Linked DNA regions of Homo sapiens: region 2 is linked to region 1. Evidence: read pairs that join two places in POLR2A ChIA-PET (ENCODE). Cell type or tissue: PC-9. All regions are shown on one strand. Each heading gives the region's core, and the rest is flanking DNA. Links, peaks and the distances in the headings are about the cores only.

The links. ChIA-PET counts read pairs that join two places held together with the same protein. Peaks named below come from ENCODE experiments on the same cell type or tissue, not always from the same donor. Only the 100,000 strongest peaks of a DNase experiment are listed, where the experiment ranks them.
Region 2: POLR2A ChIA-PET joins it to region 1 with 5 read pairs; 2 of 35 experiments call an interaction of 5 or more read pairs at or near these places.

The regions. Positions count from the first base shown.
Region 1 is chr9:98,780,889-98,783,795 of GRCh38, forward strand. It overlaps ANKS6 (ankyrin repeat and sterile alpha motif domain containing 6), which reads right to left. Exons shown (of 15, transcript NM_173551.5): 5 at 1,579-1,685. Among named protein-coding and RNA genes, the nearest start is that of ANKS6, 14 kb to the right of the region's middle. In PC-9, for the core only: no CTCF peak of the experiment used is centred there; a DNase peak (open chromatin) is centred at 1,323; H3K27ac peaks cover 2,500 bases.
Region 2 is chr9:97,765,278-97,768,184 of GRCh38, forward strand. The region is part of intron 5 of PTCSC2 (papillary thyroid carcinoma susceptibility candidate 2); the gene reads right to left. Among named protein-coding and RNA genes, the nearest start is that of XPA, 69 kb to the left of the region's middle. In PC-9, for the core only: no CTCF peak of the experiment used is centred there; no DNase peak of the experiment used is centred there.

The DNA.
Region 1 (2,907 bases), core at 308-2,807:
CTTGATGACTATTTCTTTTTTTTTTTTTTTGGAGACAGAGTCTTGCTCTGTCACCCAGGCTGGAGTGCAGTGGCACAATCTTGGCTCACCGCAACCTCCACCTCCTAGGTTCAAGCGGTTCTTTGCCTCAGCCTCCCATGTAGCTGGGGCTACAGTGCCCGCCATCATGCCTGGCTAATTTTTGTATTTTTAGTAGAGATGGGGTTTCGTCATGTTGGCCAGGCTGGTCTCGAACCCCTGGCCTCAAGTGATCGACCCACCTCAGCCTCCCAAAGTGCTGGGATTATGGGCGTGAGCCATCCACGCCAGGTTATTTCTTTTTTCTCTCCAAGTATTCAATAATAGGCATGAGTTTCTTCAAAAGTTTTGTGTAAACACTTCATTTAAAAACCCAGTAGGCAAAATATTCCTAGGAATAGACTGTTTTATTGGGAAAGGGAATAAACGGCAGTGGAGGCTAGGGAGAAGAGGAACACTGAAAAGATGAGTTTCTCAGAAAAAGTGTGTATGAGATCCAGCGAGAGTGGCTGCGGACTGATTCCGAATAACAAACTCTTGGCAAGTGAAGAAGGTCTCCAATGAGGTGGAGTAGGATCACTGGACTTGGGGCACAGGACTCCAACCCTCTGGCTGGGACAGATCACTTCCCGAGTCTTGGCGACCTCATCTCTTCAAGAGGATGTGAACCTCTGCTTCCCCTCTCAGACCTCTTTGAGGGTCAAACAGAACCAAGTGTGCATCTGTGAAGTGCAGGGGCCTGCAGCAGGGAAGGGGTGGCAAGGGTGGCAGTGCTGTGACGAGGAAGGGCATGCCTGCTGGCTACCCCTCTAGCTAAGAGGGGCAGCAGGTGACTTGTGACTGCAGAGGTGAAAGTCTTCTCTCCCCACAGCCAACAGCTAGAATCCCAGCACAGGGTTCAAGCCCAGTGGGTCAGAAGGGCCTCGGGGCTTCTCTCTCTCTGGGTTGAAACTCCAGGTTGATAAGAAAGACGACAGATCAGAGACCTTTCCCCTTGAGCTGGCTAACTGGAAGCCCAGGTCCCAAAAGAGGGTCTGTCACAGCAGGGGAGGGTCAAAGGGGAGTAGCAGGTACCAGCCGAGGCCAAAATGGGGTGGAACTAACGGCTACATTCCCAGTACACGACCCTTGACCCTGCAGCCTCTACCTACACAATTAAGCTGAGAAGGCCATCGCTCTATCTCCCATTCTGCTTATCAAAGGGGACTTTATGTTTCCACCTGAGTGACTCAGGATTTCTGGCTGTGAAGCACAGATGCCATTCTAGGGTGTGTGTGGACTGCAAAGTCAGACACGTCTTATTTTCCTTCCCTCTCTAGAGACTCCTAGGAGGTTGGTGCTGGAGGAAGTCCCCGGGGCCACCTGGTCCAAGTCCAGCGCTTCACTGGGGAGGGAAGGAACTTGCCTAAGATCATGCAGTAAGCTCCTGACACTTGAGAGTGACTTTCCCCCACGAATAAGCAAGTGCTTAAAACACAAGTCACAGAGGAGGTGCCTGTCTTGACTCCCAGTCCAAGAAACGCTGGGTAGATTTACAACCCTTTTCTTGAAATTACCTACCGGGATCATTCAGCAGCATCACCAGGTCAAAGGCCGTGTATCCATTTTTTGCACGAAGAGTGACATCGGCCCCTTGGTTTAGCAGATATTTCACAATTTCCTTATTCCTGGGAAAAAATGCTAGAGTTACATTCACTGAAAGCAAAGGCATGGCTTTGCTCCTGGGCAACAAAACCAACATTAACTACAAAGCTCAGTCTCTGAGCATTTAAGAAGGACATGGAAGGGCAAACAGTCTCACATTCTCTCATTCCCTAGCACGTGGGCAGGTCAAGCGGGAACATGATTTAAATCAAAGTCTAAGTGTTCCTTCCAGGAACAAAATGAAGACTGAGGCTAGATGTGGTGGCTCACACCCGTAATCCCATCACTTTGGGAAGCCAAGGTGGGAGGATCACTTGAGCCCAGGAATTTGAGACCAGCCTGGGCAACATGGGGGGCCCTGTCTCTACTAAAAATTTTGTTTAAAAATTAGCTAGGTGTGGTGGTGCAAGTCTGTAGTTCCAGCTACTTGAGAGACTGAGGTTGGAGGATGCTTGAGTCTGGGAGGTCAAGGCAGCAGTGAGCCATGATCACGCTACTGCACTCCAGTCTGGCAACAAAGTGAGATACTGTTGGAAAGAAAAGAAAAGAAAAGAGAAGGGAAGGAAAAGGAAGGGGAGGGGAGGGGAGGGGGAGGGGAGAGGAGACAAAACCAACAGCTCTGCCCAAAAATCACTGACCCCATGGAGACTCCACTTCTTCCACCCTAAATCAGGACATCTCCATTGGGAAAGTCTCCTACAGACCAAGGTGTCTGAAATAAAATTTCGTCTTGGAATTCAAGACTCATCGAATAAGAAAACAAACTGTTTTCAGATGACACAGGAAAGTGATCTGATCACCTAAAAGAGGGCAAGGAAAGAACCTCTAACTGGGAGTCAGATCACTTAGCAGCTACAAGATGCCCACCCCAAAGACGAGGCCTCCAGGAGGATGACAGCCCATCCTGCTGGGATGATCACATAAGAAGGGGTTCATAAGCACCCTGTAAACACTGAAGCCTATTCAAAAGGAGAGGGGTAGGACACATCTCACCATCAATCATCACAAGACGACAATGGTATGAATAACCAATGTTTACTTCATACAGGAGCTACTTAAGGAGGTCACTATATCTCAATGTGAAAACTCCAATGAATCAGTCACTGTGTTCAACTGAAACCAACCTAGAGAACCTTATCTCTCTGCATAAAATGCTCCTGCTGCATGGTTTTTCAGGGCCATTGTGAAATTCTGTGATGGGGGAACAGGAAATCTGGACACAGAAGGGTGGGACTAAAATGAGCC
Region 2 (2,907 bases), core at 241-2,740, 1.0 Mb before region 1:
GGCATGTGCCTGTAATCTCAGCTACTTGGGAGGCTGAGGCAGGAGAATCGCTTGAACCTGGGAGGTGGAGATTGCACTGAGCCAAGATTGCTCCTTTGCACTCTAGCCTGGACCACAAGAGTGAAACTCTGTTTCAAAAAAAAAAAAAAAAAAAAAAAAAAGAAGCATCCAGCCTCAAATAACAGAAATGTATTATGTCACAAAACAGAAAGTGTGGAGTTGGGATGGGCTTCAGGGTAGGTTGATTCAGGGATTCAATGGTGTCTTCAGGTTCTTCCAAGCTCCTTACTCTGCCTAGAAACAAGGACACATCAATTTCGAACATCACATCTGTATGGAATCTTCCACATGATGTCAATCTGAGGAAGTAGGGGAACCGTTTCTTACTATGTCTGCCTCCCAGGGATAAGGCAAGGAAAACTTCCCCAAAGTCCTCAGCAGATATTTCCTGTGTTTCATTGGCCAAAATCAGATCTCATGGCTTTCCTCAATCAGTGAGTTGAGATAGAGACACTGGCAAGTGAAATGGGATTTTCCCTAGACCAATCAAGCACTCCTCTGAAGTTGGGGGTGGGGTCAGAGACCCCCAGGGGTAGCTGGCTGTGTCTGTAAGTGTATGATGGGGTTACCTCAATCACACTCGGGTTCTGTTAGGAAGGAACAAAAGGAAAACGGCACTGGCAGGTAGCCCACGATGTGCACTGCACTACGTCCAATGATTACCTTGGCCAAAGCTTTCCTTAAACTTGGGCCACATCAAGTTCTCAGGCAGGAAGTTTTCTCCCCCTAGTCTCTGCAAGAGAATGGTGATCATAAGACATCCACACACAATGTCCAGAATCAACCTTCAGGTGTCGACATTTGTCCTAGTCACTTTGAGAAAGGTTCTCTGGACTGCTGTCATGGGATGGACTAAAGTGAGGTGGTGCTGAATGCAGGAAGTCAGTCCAGCTGTCAGCCCAGCACCAGTAAAATCAGCAGACACCCCAGCCCAGGAATGCCAAGGCATGAGTCAGGACTAAGTTTTCGGTCAGAAGGGTGAAGAAAAGAAGGGTGTGTTGTCAGAGGGAGACTCTTGGGGATTTTGCCAAAGGAGGATCTTGGGGCCCTGAGGCCTTCTGTGCAGGAAAGGCAGGGAGACAAGACTCTGTGAGTTGGAGGTGGAGGGAGGGGCCCCCAGTGCCATACCCTTTACATGTCCTGAATGGTGCAAGGCAGGTTGGGTGAACAGGACCCTCACTAGGACTGACCTTGAAGCTCTTCGCTCCGTCAGCTCACCAGTCATTGCTTGGTGATGGGAACAGAGTGTGGGATTTGGTTTCCCCAGCCTCACCTCAGTCTGAATTCTCCAAACACTCTATGCTGTTTCTTGCCTTCAAGCTTTGGCTCTGCTCTTCCCTCTTCAAAAAGGCTTTCTCCCACCCAGGCCTCCTAACTCATCCTTCACAGTACAGCCTTCGCAGTCCCAACTGAGTGAATAGCTTCCTCCTTCTGCTCCCACACAGCTGGAGGGCTGCACGCCTCCCTTTGGGTTGTAGTTTCTATCCACATGCTTATCTGTCCCTCTCACACAATGAGCTGGGGGCTCTCGGGAGCTGGGACCATATCTTGTTCATCTTGGTGGCCTCCACAGTGTCCAGCACAGCATAAGTCAACAACACCTGCTAAGAAAGGAGGATAGGAAAGGTGGAAAGAAGAGAGGCTCCTGTCACTTCTTCTAGAGCTGAGTTGTCCAGTATGGTAGCCACCAGCCACATGTGGCTATTTAAATTTAAACTAATTGGGCCAGGTGCAGTGGCTCACGTCTGTAATCCCAGCATTTTGGAAGGCCAAGGCGGGTGCATCACCTGAGGTCAGGAGTTCGAGACCAGCCTGACCAATATGGTGAAACCCCATCTTTACTAAAAATACAAAAATTAGCTAGTCATGGTAGCATGTGCCTGTAGCCCCAGCTACTCAGGAGGCTGAGGCAGGAGAATTGCTTGAAGCTGGGAGGCGGAGGTTGCAGTGAGTCGAGATTGCGCCACTGCACTCCAGCCTGGGCAACAGAGGGAGACTCTGTCTCACAAAAAAAAAAAAAAAAAAAAAAAATTAAACTAACTAAATAAAAGTTAAAATTTAGTTCCTCAGTCACACTAGCCTCAAAGGCCTCAATAACCCTATGTAGCTACTGGCTACTGATTGGACAACACAAACATAGAACATTTCCATCATTGTAGAAAGTCCTTTTCTAGAAACTCAAACTATGGCTGCAGAACTAAGAGGGGCAGACCATCTGCTACAAACACCATTCTTTTCCAACCCAGCACCCAGCACTAGGCCAGACACAGCCTCCTTCCTCCTCTCTCTCCTTCCTTTCCACCCATCTTTCTCCACACCCCTTTCCAGGAGCAGATCATAATCCCGGAAGAGACAACCTTGAACACCATAATCCCAAATATTGAAAAATCCTGAAGGATCAAAATCCCAAAAACACAATTCTGGAAAAAATAATTTAAAAATTCTTGAAAAGATATTTATTTACATCTTTAAAAGAAGATTTATTTGAGAAACACAAAAACACATAGGCCACTTTACACAATAAAATAGGCAATAATATCATACATATTTTTGCAAGCATAAATACTCAAGTGTACTAACAACAGTTATACAAGTATGACAGTTATGAGCAGATGTACTATATTCATAAAGAAATAGGTTACAAATGGAAATGTATAAATGCATACCACCATAGTTAGTAGTTGTAGGCACCCAGATTTATAACGGCAGTCATCTGAAATACCATGATGAACATCCTAAGTCTTTTGATGACATCAATAAAAAACCATGGTGCGTCACCACCAAATATGCAGTCACCCAAAGGGCCAAGATCTCAAGAAATGTTATTTTTACAAATGCAGATGTACA